2 separate regions of the Homo sapiens genome follow, and region 1 is linked to region 2. Evidence: chromatin contacts called from ENCODE Hi-C or POLR2A ChIA-PET data. All regions are on one chromosome and are shown on one strand. Each heading gives the region's core, a stretch centred on a gene start or an enhancer-like site at or near the end of the contact. The rest is flanking DNA. Distances are from core to core; before and after follow the strand shown. Region 1 holds the start of ITPK1-AS1 (ITPK1 antisense RNA 1). Region 2 overlaps ITPK1 (inositol-tetrakisphosphate 1-kinase).

Evidence for each region. A loop is a pair of places that touch in the nucleus more often than their neighbours do. ChIA-PET counts read pairs that join two places held with the same protein, here RNA polymerase II (POLR2A). Pooled maps may share reads with other maps.
Region 1: a pooled map shows a loop between it and region 2 (2.2-fold over the local background). The contact joins the promoter of ITPK1-AS1 here to the enhancer-like site in region 2. A Hi-C loop is called at or near these places in 2 of 168 maps with a recorded cell type or tissue (chondrocyte and gastrocnemius medialis) and 5 of 50 pooled maps. POLR2A ChIA-PET finds 5 or more read pairs at or near these places in 2 of 52 experiments (A673 and Panc1).

Annotation. Positions count from the first base shown.
Region 1 is chr14:93,065,174-93,071,855 of GRCh38, forward strand. ITPK1-AS1 (ITPK1 antisense RNA 1) reads left to right here and starts at 2,279. Exons shown (of 1, transcript NR_002808.2): 1 at 2,279-6,682. The region is part of intron 3 of ITPK1 (inositol-tetrakisphosphate 1-kinase); the gene reads right to left.
Region 2 is chr14:93,010,494-93,017,144 of GRCh38, forward strand. It overlaps ITPK1 (inositol-tetrakisphosphate 1-kinase), which reads right to left. Exons shown (of 11, transcript NM_014216.6): 4 at 6,183-6,308. Among named protein-coding and RNA genes, the nearest start is that of ITPK1-AS1, 54 kb to the right of the region's middle. RefSeq lists enhancers at 325-826, 827-1,326, 4,087-4,588, 4,589-5,088, 5,548-6,048. Within about 2 kb of position 2,983, at least 9 of the 41 ENCODE cell types and tissues checked have a DNase peak (open chromatin) inside an H3K27ac peak, as active enhancers do.

The sequences.
Region 1 (6,682 bases), core at 1,029-3,528, 54 kb after region 2:
CAGGAGACTCATCCCTGGTCAGCCCTGCTTTAGCCAAACCAAACAGACATAACTTATGCTACAGACATTTCTGGCTTTTTTACTCATGAAAATAAATCAAACAGAAGAGATCCTTTCATTTTGGCTCATCTACCCATCGCATCATTTAACTACACAACACACCTCATTCAGACTCACGCTTCCCTGGGCCACTGAGGATGACAATGATGGTGGTGGAGGTGGCACCAGTAAATAATCACAAACAGCTCCTTCTGAGGACAAACTAGGTAAACAGGTTCTGTGCTGTTCCTTATCTGCATGACCTCACTCCTGGAACTCTATGAGACTGGGTCCATTATTATTTCCATTTTACAGAAGAATAAACTGAGGCTTAGAGGGGGCAAGTAACCTGTCCAGTTCTAAGTCCAGGGCCCAAGTGTGCTGGACACAGCTGACTAGCTGCAGCCCAACCTGTCCCCCATTCTCCCCTTCTTCTTTAGCAACAAAATCCTGAAGTCACTTCTAGACCATAACCCAATGAAACAGCCTGAGATGTGACTTAGGTCCCCAAAGATTTAGGTCCAGAGACACCCAGGGCAGGACTGTTAGTAACAGCAAACCAGAAATAACCTAGAACTTGAGACTCTGGAGCAGAGAAATGGTTCTAGATGCTGGGACATAGGGATGGTGGGAAGCTGGTGCAGCCACTCTAACAGCAATTTCCAAGGTGTTTAAATGGCACAGGCAAATGCTCAACTGTTCCCCCAAATGCAAGTGGCAAAACTAGGGACACAGAAAAGCCTAACCTGAATGCACATCATATAGAAAAAGGAGCATATTTTATGTAAAAATTGCTTCAATAATTATCTCTGGGTTTTCATTTGTGAGCCTATCTTGACTTCCCAAGATTTCCACAAGTACATATTACTTAATGAGCAAAAGAATAATCTAGAGTTATTTTTAGCAAGCACAGACCCTCGAGGCCTGGCCACATCCTGTGTAGCACAATACCTCAGTCCTTAATTCACTCACCCAGTAGACACAGCGCACATCAGGGCCAGACCACGTGCTCCTCAGAGACCAGCAAGTCCCAGCCTCAGGAGGACACACCAACAGGCAGCTCAGCTTGGTGTGCGTGCGTGTGTGCGCGTGCATGTGTGTGTGTGTATGTGTGTGTGTGTGTGTGTGTAGGGGGCAGAGGCGTCTGCTGGGAAAGCAGGGTAGGTGTCACTGCCAAGGTGACATTTAGCAATTCTTTTTTTTTTTTTTTTTGAGACGGAGTCTTGCTCTGTCACAGGCTAGAGTTCAGTGGCGCGATCTCGGCTCACTGCAAGCTCCGCCTCCCGCGTTCGCGCCATTCTCCTGCCTCAGCCTCCTGAGTAGCTGGGACTACAGGCACCTGCCACCACGCCCAGCTAATTTTTTGTATTTTTAGTAGAGACAGGGTTTCACCGTGTTAGCCAGGATGGTCTCGATCTCCTGACCTCATGATCCACCCGCCTCGGCCTCCCAAAGTGCTGGGATTACAGGTGTGAGCCACTGCACCCACCTGACATTTAGCAGTTCTAAAAGCATGAATAAAAATATGAGAGCAGGGAAGGGGCTGAAGAGGGAGATGCCAGGTCCTTACTCAACTGAAATACTCAGGGACGCTTCCTGGTCTTTGGAACTGACCTGAGGCAATGCATCTCCATTCCTGGCTTTGACTACGATGGTTCTGCGCCCAGCTGGACAAGGAGCACAGTCCAGGGCCCTCAGGTCAAGATGCCTCCTCCTCAGAGTCTCAGCCCTGCACCAGGCCAAACGGGAACCGACTGCTGAGGAATCCAGTGTTTGCATCCGAGTTTCTCCATCTGCACCCAGATTCCCTAGGATCACACTCTGAGTAGCAATGCTATGGATACCTTCACCCCAGAATGCCAGGACAGTCAGCTACTTTAAGAGCAGAATCTTGCTTCTGGCCCTTTCTAAAACCCCCGTTCCATCCCTTCCTATTTCCCCTGTGTACTTCATTCCATCTCTTTTCTTTGCTTTTACGTAAAATGCTTACCTGGCACGCTCCACTGAGGCCACGGAATTCTTGACATTTGACAGCCAAGCAAGGGTGGCAGGTACCAGGGAGATCCAGTCCCAACCCTGCGTGGTGTGGTGAGGAGGGCCTGGGGTTCTGGAAGCCTGCCTGCAAGAAGGCACCCAGGCACCCTGGAGCACAGGGAGCCCCACCTGCCCTGGCAGAGCTCTGTTGTCTTGACATGGGATGTGGGAACTTTTTTTTTTTTTTAAAGGATTTGCTCAAATTGACTCAGTGCATCAAAGGCTGGAGAAAGAATCACCCTAGAACTGAGTGCCACAGGCTTCGGAAGCTGCACAAGACTGCAACACGGTGACAGCTTCTATTTCTAACAGCAAACCTAAAAAGCTCAGGAACCAAAATAAAACGGATAGAAATGAAACCACTCAGAGTATGACGACAGTACTCAAAGCAACTCACGAGCATTTCCCCACGCTGTCTTCCAAAATGTGAAAAATGTGATTTTTTTTTAATGGCCACATTGGAGAACTGCTATGAGCAGACCTCATTTATATAACCCTTCCCAGCACCTCATGTATCATCATTATTAAAAAACACTATGGGGATCATGCTTTCACATAACTTTGTCTTATTTGTTATCTACATAGCCTAAGCAAATAGTAAATGATGGAGAATGAAAATAATTGTCAATGTTTAGGGGGAAAAAAATACCTGCATTTCAAATTTTTTAAAAAAACCATAAAATCTATCTTTTAAAAAAGGAAGGAGTAAGCTGGAATCCACAATTGTTAGAAACCCAAAAGTGATACAGAGGGGAGGCAAAAAAAAAAAAAAAATACTATATTCTCCACACTGAAACAATGTATCTTTCTCAACAGCCCAGTTTCATCTGTAGCTGTATTTTCCCCACTGAAATGCCACCATTAATCATAACAACAGATGAGTAAAAATCAATTAATATTCCTTCAGCATCTCTTAGGTGTCTTCAATCCTGTGCGCTGTCATCCCTTTAAAGAGGAAGGAAAAGATCCACAGCCAGGAAACAGACTCAGAAACTCAAACCCAGGTCTCTGGACCCCACAGGGAAGTGAGGCACAGCCAAGAGCAATCTGTGTCCATTACTGGCCTCAAATGACCACATGGAAACACTGTGTGCAGAGCCAGCCCCCCAAGCCCGTGGCGGTCCTCCTTGGAGATGATGGGGTCTGGGGAGAGGTCAGAGTCAGGCTCACGTGAACTTCAGAAAGCCACTGCCCAGGATATGGGTGGACCGCAAGTCTACCATGGGCTGTCCCAGCTCCAAAGACGTCAGAACCCCACAGCGATTGTTATTCCCAAAGCCCTTTACGCTTGGCTCCACAGCACACGGCAGAGAAAATCGACAGAAGGAAGGATGTTCACAGGTGTCCACCCCTACCTATGCCCCAGTGACCTGGAAATAAAATCCATCAAGAGCACCGGGGTCAGCCAGCTGGGGTACGCTGGAGAGTATGGGTGGCAGAGGGAACCCCGCTGTGGATTGATCATTTGACACTGTGTTCAGCATACCTTTTAAAAAAATGTTGGTACCATGTAAAAATATAACCTAAATAACAAGTACATTTTTAATGCTGAGATGGAGAATTTAGCACCTATAATCCTTCCAGAGATGCACACCACGCAACCACGTGAGTCCCCTCTGGCTCTGAATTCCGAGAGCAGCTACCAACACAGGCCTCCGCTGCCTGCACTCAGCACACCTATCGGAAAGCGCCAGTGCTGGCATGGGCTTTCCCTCCCTGGCGGCTGCTCCTCCTGCACCCCCATGCCCAGGCACTCCGGCCAGAAACAAGGGAGGAGTCTGGGGACTGATCCTCCCCCTCTCACCTCCCACATCTACCCAGGTACCACACCCTGCCATCTGTCTCCTGCTGCCCTCTGTCACTGCAGGAGCCCCTGGAGAGCACATCACCCCTCACTAGGCTGCAGCCACAGCCCCTCTCAGAAAACCCTGCTGTCTGCTTTCCAGTGCAGCCCTGTCTAATCACCCTCCATGTATCCTCCCCATGGCTCTTCCCCCATAGCCTCAGGTTGGAGCACCCAGCTTTCGCCTGCAGAAGCCCCTCCATGCCCCCGACACAGCACCCCATGAACAACTCACCTGGCACCGCTACTCTCTCCAGCCTGGTCTCTCACTAGCCCCCTCAAGCCTGGGGCTGTAGCCTTTCCAAGCCATTGGCAGCCAAAGGACCCCCTTCCCCAGCTGCTGTGTGTGGCCCTGGCCATGCTCCTTGTCTGTAAGGCCATTCTAACACCTCGCCTCCTGCCAGCCCCTACGCCCAGTTTATTCCATGTCAGGAGGTATGGCCTCCATCCCCTGATGGCCCACTCCTCCTTACATGCCCAGCCTTGCGTCCTCACCACTCCCCCACAGCTCAGACAGGCCTGCCCTGCCCCTGGGCTTGGGCATCCCCACGGTTTCCCTGCCAGTGGGCATCCCCACAGTTCCTTCGCCTCCAGAGGCCCAGCACCCAGTTCTGCCTCGGCCCCAGGCACATGGACCTTCCCTTGGGTCTTAGTGTCTCTTTCTCAGACTTGCCTTTTCTTGGTGGTTTGATGGTCACCCACCCAACCTCCTTCCCTGAAAGTCTGGTGCAGGAAGGGGTAAAAACACATATACAAAGGTCACCAGCAAGCCAGCCAGCACCAGCTCTGGAGAAAACACGGACAGAAAGACGTATGCCCACCATTCACTCATTCGCAAGCCGGGAGAACTTACTTACTTCCTTGCCTGCTTGAGAAACAGCCGCCGCACCAGAGACTGGGTTTCATAGTGTCTGAATTCTCAAGGAATGTGGATGGAGGACAGTGAATCTCTAACTGGCTGCTGCACTTCTCACACTTACAGCTTGCTCATTCGCACTTTAAAGTCAAACCTCGAGTCCCCTCATGCCAGCAGTCACCTTCTCCCCGATCTTTTACAGTAACTGGGGAAAGGCAGCCCAGAGAACAGGCCAGGGCAGAGGTCAGGCTGCAAAACATGCTTCCCTAAGGACGTCCAGGCTGGAGGGGGCCCGGCAGCAGGTGGGTCTTTCTTTCAGGGTCTTCCTCCACCAAATTCAGGACTATTCCAGAAAGAGGCAGTGAGTCCCTGGATGGGGAAACCGCTCCTCCTGAGCCTTCCCCACAGATTGGATCGGAGTGGAAGGTGCCCCCAGGTGACAGCACCTAGCAAGGCTGATGCAGGCCTTCTGCCTGGCCCACAGGAGAGCCCCAGCCCCACTCCCCAGATCACAGACGACCAAGGCTCCTGTGTACGGGGGAAGTAATCATAGTGCCGTGCTTGGCACTTGGTCATTTTAGCAACTAGGTGTTTTAGAAGGAAGCACAAGGACCTAGGAACTGGGTTGAGCTCTGTCAGGCCTTGCCTCTCAGTTAGGATCTGTTGGGTAGATGGGCTCATTGCCACTAACCAGACTCGTCTTCCAGGGAGCCTTCCTGATTTACCAGGCTGCGTGAGGGCCCTCCTCTGTGCCTGTCTGGTGTCCCTGCCTACCTTGGCCACTGTCTGCAGACATCACAGAGAGTTGAAGGGGCCTGGCTTGGGCCTGTGTGAGCCCCCAGCACCTGGGGCCTATCCATAGCAAGTGTCGGGGAAACTGCTGCATGTTACTGCGTCCCATCTGCACGGCCTGGCTATGAGGGGCCCTCAGCTCAGCACTCAGTGAGACCAACTCAACACTGAAATGGTGGAGTCAGGGTGGCCCGTGCGTCCAGCATTCCCATTACCATACTACAGAGCACGGGGCTGAGGAAACAGGCACTTGCCACCATCACCATCATGACAAGTAGCCTCTCAAGACAGGAGGTAGAGAGCATCTGGTCCCACGACCCTTACTACACTCTTCCCTTGTCCTGCAGCCCAACTCCCTGCTCTAAACACAAAGTAGGACATCCTCTTCTTCTGAGCTACCTGGGTCCTGGCTCCCCTGCAACTTCCTTTCCTGCCTGAGCAGCCCTGAGCAGACAGTGCTGTGTCTTTCATGATCATCATCACGTGGCCCAACAGACCAGGTCTGCAGACAAGTCCACTGCCAAGCAAGTCTCGGAGCACAGTTCTGGGCCCCAGAGTCAGCCCAGTCCAGCCCAGCCCCATCAGGGCCTCTGGACAGCCTGAGAGCAAGGCCTCGTGCTGTCCCTCTCCGAGGAAGGATTTGCCTCAGGCCTGGTTCTGAGAAGTAAACAGGGTAATGTTCTGAAGCAGTGGACTTCAAACCAAACCCCCACAAAATAAATGTTTAAAACTACATATCTATTTGCACATTTTTAAGTTGATATGAAAAATTTCTCATCATAAGTCTAAATACTTGTAGAGGATGTAATTTCCAACATACTGTAAATATTAACATTTAAAAATAAAACTGTTAATGTTTCTCTTTTAAATGGATCCAATGGTATCTAAATACCACGGCGATTAGAGATTCGCCATCATCCATTTTTAAATTACATAATCAAGCTCTTCTTTAACCATTGGAAATTTAACAGTGTTCCTTTTTTCCTCCACAAACTCTGATCTCCCTCAGAGATGTTTATACTATCACAGTGTATTTTATGCTTGAAAGCCTTATACTGATTATCCTATTATATACTATAGGGCCAAAAAATACAAAAATCAATGTTTTAATTTTTTTT
Region 2 (6,651 bases), core at 1,733-4,232:
GGCCCAGGTGGGCCAGCAGGTGAAGGGTGGGGCTAGGAACAGCACTTGAGTCCCTCTGACCCCCACCTGGCCCTGCCTTTTAGGCATTTCCACTGCCCTAGCACAGAATGCATCTCCCGTTTGGGGACACTTTCATAATCACTGCCTCACTGACTCCAATTAGGACTGAGAGCTCTCAAGTCAGCTGGGGCCACAGATAAGGCTGACAGAGTAGTCCTACTGTCACTGTAATAATAATATTGACATAAGCCACGGTGACTGATGGTTCACTAGGCGCCGGGCCTGTACTGAGTGGCTCGTACGCATCATCACACCCCAGGCACTCACAGTAAGCGTGGCTGACTGACCCTTACACACACGTGCACCACTCACACCATGCCAGGCATTCACAGTAAGCGTGGCTGACTGACCCTTACACACACGTGCACCACTCACACCATGCCAGGCATTCACAGTAAGCGTGGCTGACTGACCCTTACACACACGTGCACCATTCACACCATGCCAGGCACTAGGGGAATCGCAAATTTTAATTAGTTTAATGCTAACAATAACCCTACAAGGTATTTTAATTGTTTTTAAGAAGAAAAAGGAACTATGCAGTATTGGGTTCCCTTGCCTGTAGGGAGGTCCAGTGAGATGGATGAGTCCGTGTCACCACAGGGCAGACACTGAGAGCCAGCATAAGCCTCACTGCCTTCTCATCCCTCTGCCATGACGGCTGTCATTTCAGGCTGCAAAGCTGTAGTTAACCCTCCGTGACCACGTGGTGCAAGCCCAGCTAAGCCTGTGCTGGGTGAGGGGAGCTGTCTATCCCTGTGGCGAAGCCTGGCCTCGCTTGGCGGACTAGCAGGGAGGGCCCCAAACATCACCCCCTCCCACCAGCTCCCAGCCCTACTCACTTCCTGTCCCCTCAGGAGGATGGTGGGGTCGGGGAGGCACTACTGAAGGCTACACATGGTTTCCTTCCAGGGACAACATGAGAAGAACCAGTGTGGCCAAGTGTGCATTCTCTTCCGGCATCCTTCGGGGCAGGAGCTTCCTTCCCAGATCCACTTTAGATGATTACACACTGAGAGGAGCCAGGAGGTGAGTGCAACTTTGTCCTGTGTAGGCTGGGCAAGGCTCAAGCTGCTCAGAGGCCAGCCTTCATGGCAGCGGAGGGAGGGGATGCTCAGGACCACATGCAGGGGCACCTGGGGCTGAGGATGGGCACAACACTGAGCCTGGGGCCATGAGCTCCTTCTTCAACTTGGACGCACCTGGGCTCCAAAGAGTAAACAGTGTCCTCAGCTGCTCAGAGTTCATCTTGCACTGGCAATCTCCCCTTCCAAGCAGGGCCTCTCTCTTGCCAATTATATCTGATCATATCACCGCCATCCCCGCCCCACCCTCCCTGCAGGATAGAGTCCAAGCTGCACAGCCTGGCATGAAAAAGCCCTCAAGCTCCGGCCTTGCTGCTCCCTCTCCAACCTCGCTGACACCTGGAGACATCGCCGCACATGCCCATCAGGCAGCGCCATCTGCCTCATTAACGCTCCTGGCCTCCTCCCTCCCCGCTCCAAGCAGCCCAGCAGAGCCACGTCCTCCCTCCGCAAGGCCATCAGGGCACCCCATGAAAGGCCGCCCCAGCGCATGACCAGCACTGGGCATGCGCCGCCACCCAAACACTTAGGCACTGCAGGCGGCAATGGGAACACCAGCTGCTGGGAGCAGACACAATCCCTGCCGCAGTGAAGGGACAGACAATAGCCACTGATAAAGAATTACGAACTTCCGAAGGGCATGAAGGAAAAGTGCAAAGTTGGCAGGGCCTGGGACGAGAGATGTGTCATTAATCAGCTCACGAGGGAGGACATTTCTTGGGAAGGGGCACTGAGCTGACGGAACAGCTTGTGCAAAGGCGCTGAGGTGGACACACATCAGAGCCTGGGCAGCTGCTGAGGGGGCCAGGGAAGGAGCGGGTGGGGCAGATCACCGAGGCCCCATGGGTCAAGCTGGCAATCATGGCCTTCAGTGTCACAGCAATAAGAAAGCATGGGATGTTTTAAGCCAAGCTGTGCTGTGATCAGACCTGTGTTTTTCCTAACTCATCACTTTAGGGGCCGTGAGGTCAGTTCTGGGTCTGCCTGCTGGCCTCTCCTCCTGGCCAGGAGCTCGCGGGCAGGGCACCCAGCAGTGCTGCCGCAGAGGACACTCTCCTAGCAGTCTGTGTGCAGACCGGGAATTCAGGGGACATCTGAGGGACAATTACCGTCCTTCCAGCTGATAAAGACAGGGCAAAGGCAGCAGTTGAGACTGAAACTTCCTTCTTAGTCCTAAGCTTATTCAGGGAGAACCCCAGGAAGGTCCCCCGAGGCAGCCCCACATGGCCCATGGATCACAATCACAGCACCCCTTCAGGGGCAATTCCAGGGCTAGAAGGGGCAGCAGAAGAGGACGGTGGGCCCCTCCCTTCCCACCCTGCACCCACACCTGTCAGGTGGCTCTGGGCGCCACAGCGAGGAGAAGGCTCGTGTTGCCCCCCTGGGAAAGCCACTCACCAGGCCAGGAGGCCCCTAGTGTCCCCGAGCCTGAGGCAGGGACCCTCTCGGCATGCCGGCCCCACTTGCCCACGTGGGCAGGCCCTGGGGGCCCCTGCCTGGTTCTGCACACTGAGAACCAAACCTCAGGCAGAGCCTCAGGGGCAACAGGCTGCTGGCTCCACATGAACCTTGGAGCAGAAAAACAACTGAATCATCCCAATTGAGTCTCCAAGCCAAGCCATTTAGAAGCCAATCAAAAACACACAAAAAACAAACAAACAAAAACAAAAAAAATCCAAAACTCTGGGGCAGTGATGAAGGTTCTGTGACAAGCAGCTTTAATGTTCTGCAGTAAGCCTCTGGCCCACAGCCTCCACCTGCCCACCAGGGCAGCCAGAAGCAGGCACGGCCTCCTGGCTCTGGGAATTTCTTCCCTCCCTGGGGACCGGAACTTTCACAGAGGCAGCCCAGTGCAGTGCTCTGGGGCCCTGAGGAACATCTCAGAAATTCATTTTTCTCCACCCACACAGCCCCAAACCACTTCCTCCTCCCTCCCAGGACCTGAGTATGGACTGTGGAGAAGGCCCTTCAAGCTGAGTCCCTGCTGGGGCAAAGCATCTTGCCTCGGTTTCCCTGCTCACAACAAAATGGGAGGACCCCAGCTCTGGGTGCTGCTTCCCCTGCCTCTGCCTATAGCATCCCTATCCCTCCCAGTCCTCAAACCACACTCATGCCTCCTTGTTAATGTCTAGAGAATAAAATTTAAAACAAAAATCTGAAAACAAAGGGCACGACTGAGGTCAAGTGTCCGCCTCCCTGGGTCTATGTGGTCTGGCTCTGAACTTGCATCTTATGGCAGAGGGAAGGGGACGATCAATGCTGACAGCCCAGTGACCGGTGGTAGAAGGAAGCCTCTTCCCCAGCCCCCATCCCAGTGCCTCTCAGTCATTCTCTGTGCCAACCCTGCCTGCCTCCTCTCTCCTGGGGCCTCTGGAAAGTGCAGCCCCGCACCCTTTTCTCCAAAGGATTGTTCTCCTCACAAAGGAGGAAACTTCCCACCTTATCAGATATCCGGCCTCTTACTGAAGCACAGACGGTGATGAAAATTTATCCCAGAAATATCAGTGCTGGGAGGTTATGGTGAGGTCACGGCAACCATCCCCCAAGACCCAGACAAGACACTGCCTGAGAAATGCACCTGTGGCTGCCTGACAGCCTTAAGCCACAAGGCCCCATGCTGCCCTCCACACACGCTCCCTGTTAATATTGTTTTCTGCCCAGAAAAGGAACACAGCGGGCACTCTCATTCACTGTTTGGACATCACTTGCCTGGGCTGTGGGCTGTGTGTGTGTCTGGGAAGTGGGCAAGAGGGATAAGAGCTTGGGAGCAGATGTTCCAGAACTCCGGGCCCAGGCTAGCTGGGAGATGTGGTCTCTAGGAAGAGCAACCGTGTGGGTGTGATGAAGTGGCACTCAGCTACAATGGGCACTTTACACCCACAGGCATTTACTCCTCCCAGCAACCTGCCCACCCAAGGAGGAAGGAACTGAGGCTGTGGGGAGGCACGCGGTTCCTAAGTTTTGGAACAAGGATCTGCCTTGAAGACAGTTTGACTCCCAAGTCCTCCGCCTCATCCATCTCTGGAGAGGCCACACGACAGGTGAGGAGAGCAAGCTAGCGCAGGCTCAAATCCCACCTGGACCACTTTCTAGTTGTCCTGCAGCTGCTTCTTCCTCCACAGGACGGGAATCATTGAACCTTACAGCTCATGGGAGCAAGTGGGTCAACCGCCATGAAGCGCTTTCGAGCAGGGCTTGGTAAGCGGTAACTGCTCTGCAGTGCTTTCTGAGGTAACGGTAATCAGGCATCTGGAAGGCCATCGTCCCCCAGATGGACTCAGCAAGAGATGCACCATCCCTGCCCCAAAGGTCTGCGTGGCAGCCCAGGCATGGCTGTGCTCCTCCAGAGAATAAGCCCCAAGGGCACCACAGGCACATGAACTGGGCACTCAGGGGCCTTCCGAAGGAGACGGGGGTGAGGCAGGAGCAAATGGCTCAGGGGAGAGGAAAGTCGCTGTATGACTTGGGATCAGCTGGGACCACACCCCAGGACAGTTGTGTAGGTTGGAGGCAGAGAGGAACAGAAGAGCAAGCCCTCAGGATGAGCAGCGGCTCACCTGAGAAAGTCAAGACTGACCCCCGGCTCTGCTGGGTCCCTGTGGACAAGCTGCACATGCTTCCACGCCTCCACTTCCTGCTTATCAACAAGGCTGGTGAGTCTGCACTGAGGGCTGTGGGGATCAAATGTAGCACATGGGTGAGTGCTGATCAGCCCAGCCCTGGCACAGGGCAGGGACTCAGGAAGCAGCACATCACCAGGGCACACATCTCCTCTGTCTTGTTCCCCTCGAACCCCAGCACACTCCTCCCAACATGGTCTGAGCTTTTCTTATTCCTAGCACCCATTTTACAAATAAGGAAACTGAGGCTCCACGAGGTCACAGAGGAGCCCGACCATGTTTTTCCCACAGTCTCCAGTCCGATCAAGGAGACAGTGTTCAGCAAGTGGAATGGACTTGGGGCCACTGGCAGGGCAGACGCCCTGGAGGGCACAACGTGGGACATGCCCTGCCCCCAAGCAGGGGATGCCAGGAGCAGGCTGCCTCTGTGTCCGGGGCCACTTCCTGGTGGGAAGCAGGAATGTGCAGCAGGGAGTTGGCCAAGGAACGGGGTGAGAGCCCCAAGGAAGCAAGGGGGGCCAAGGCGGCTGACCCCGAACACACGGGGAGAGAACAGTGTCGGCAGGACGGCAGCACCGGGTGACTAGGAGGCGGGTAAGATTCCCTTTGTCCTGGTGAAGAAAAGCAGGGCACCAAATCTGCGCCTGTCACACGCTAGAAACCCCATCTCAGGCATCCCCATCCCACTAGGCACACCTGAAAACAGCTACCATCTTGACTGCACTTTCACTGACAATACAACTTTGTTTTTCATGACCTCTGAGCCGCTTTCTAGAGGACAGAATCACGTTCTTGTCCACAACAGAGAGAACACAGGACAAGTCAGTAGCCAGCATGAGAACCCCAGGGCAGTGGGCAGGTCACTGTGCGATCAGGACCTGGGAGGCCGCTGGGGAAGTGGTGTGGGGAGAGGGAAGCAGCCAAGGGACTCAGCAAGATACCTCAGGCCATGCTCAAAGGTGAGTACCCAGGTCAAAGTAATGGGCAGAGGCAGGGTTCTCCACCAAGGCAGGACTCAGTTCAAAGGCCCTCGGGGGTCCCCTTTACCAAGTGCAGCAGAAGGGTTCCATCCCTTGTGCCTACCTGAGCCAGGGGAAAGGGTTGCACATGCCTGTGCTGAGGACGTGGAGGCCACACTGGAACTCAGCGATGCCTCATCAGTAAACCGTGTCTACACAGCCAGGGGGTGGAGACGGCCCAACCATGCCCTGGTTCAGTCCCCACGCTACACCCGAGGACACTGACGCCGCACAGAAGTACCTGCCCACGAGCCCATGTCTTGCCAGTGGCAGAGCCATTTCTCCAGACTATACCTCCAGAGAGCTGCTACCGCCCTAAATACACACACGGCCATTCCAGGGCCTCCCCTCCTCCTCCTGAAAATGCCACAGCCAAGGGCTGCATGGTCCTCACTCACCTGGAACCTGTGCACCAGCTCCAGGGACTGGCTATCATTCTGGTCGGCTTCAAGGATGACGTCAGTCAGCTTGTGGATGATGACGTCCAGGGGGCCCTGCTCCTCGATCGGCCGGCTAAGGTTCAGCTGTGAGGCAGGGAACACAGACAAAAGCAACAACTTCAGCACCTGAGTCCACTGCCCCCATCCTCTTGTCCACCCTGGGGCATATCACCAGAGGACCCTCGAGCCTCCCTGTAGCACTCTGGAGATGGGGCAGGAGGAGGGCTGACATGGAAAATACAGACAGGACAAGCAGGACAAACCCTCCAAGACCCCACAACTCTTCTCTCCTGCTAACTCCTCAAGGGCACACCCCACGTTTGTAACTTCTGTTCCCCAAGCCCCATGCTACCCAGGATGCAGAAGACACATAAGAGGAATCAGGGCAATAGTGTCAACAGGCCAGGCAAGTGATGCTGAGAAATGG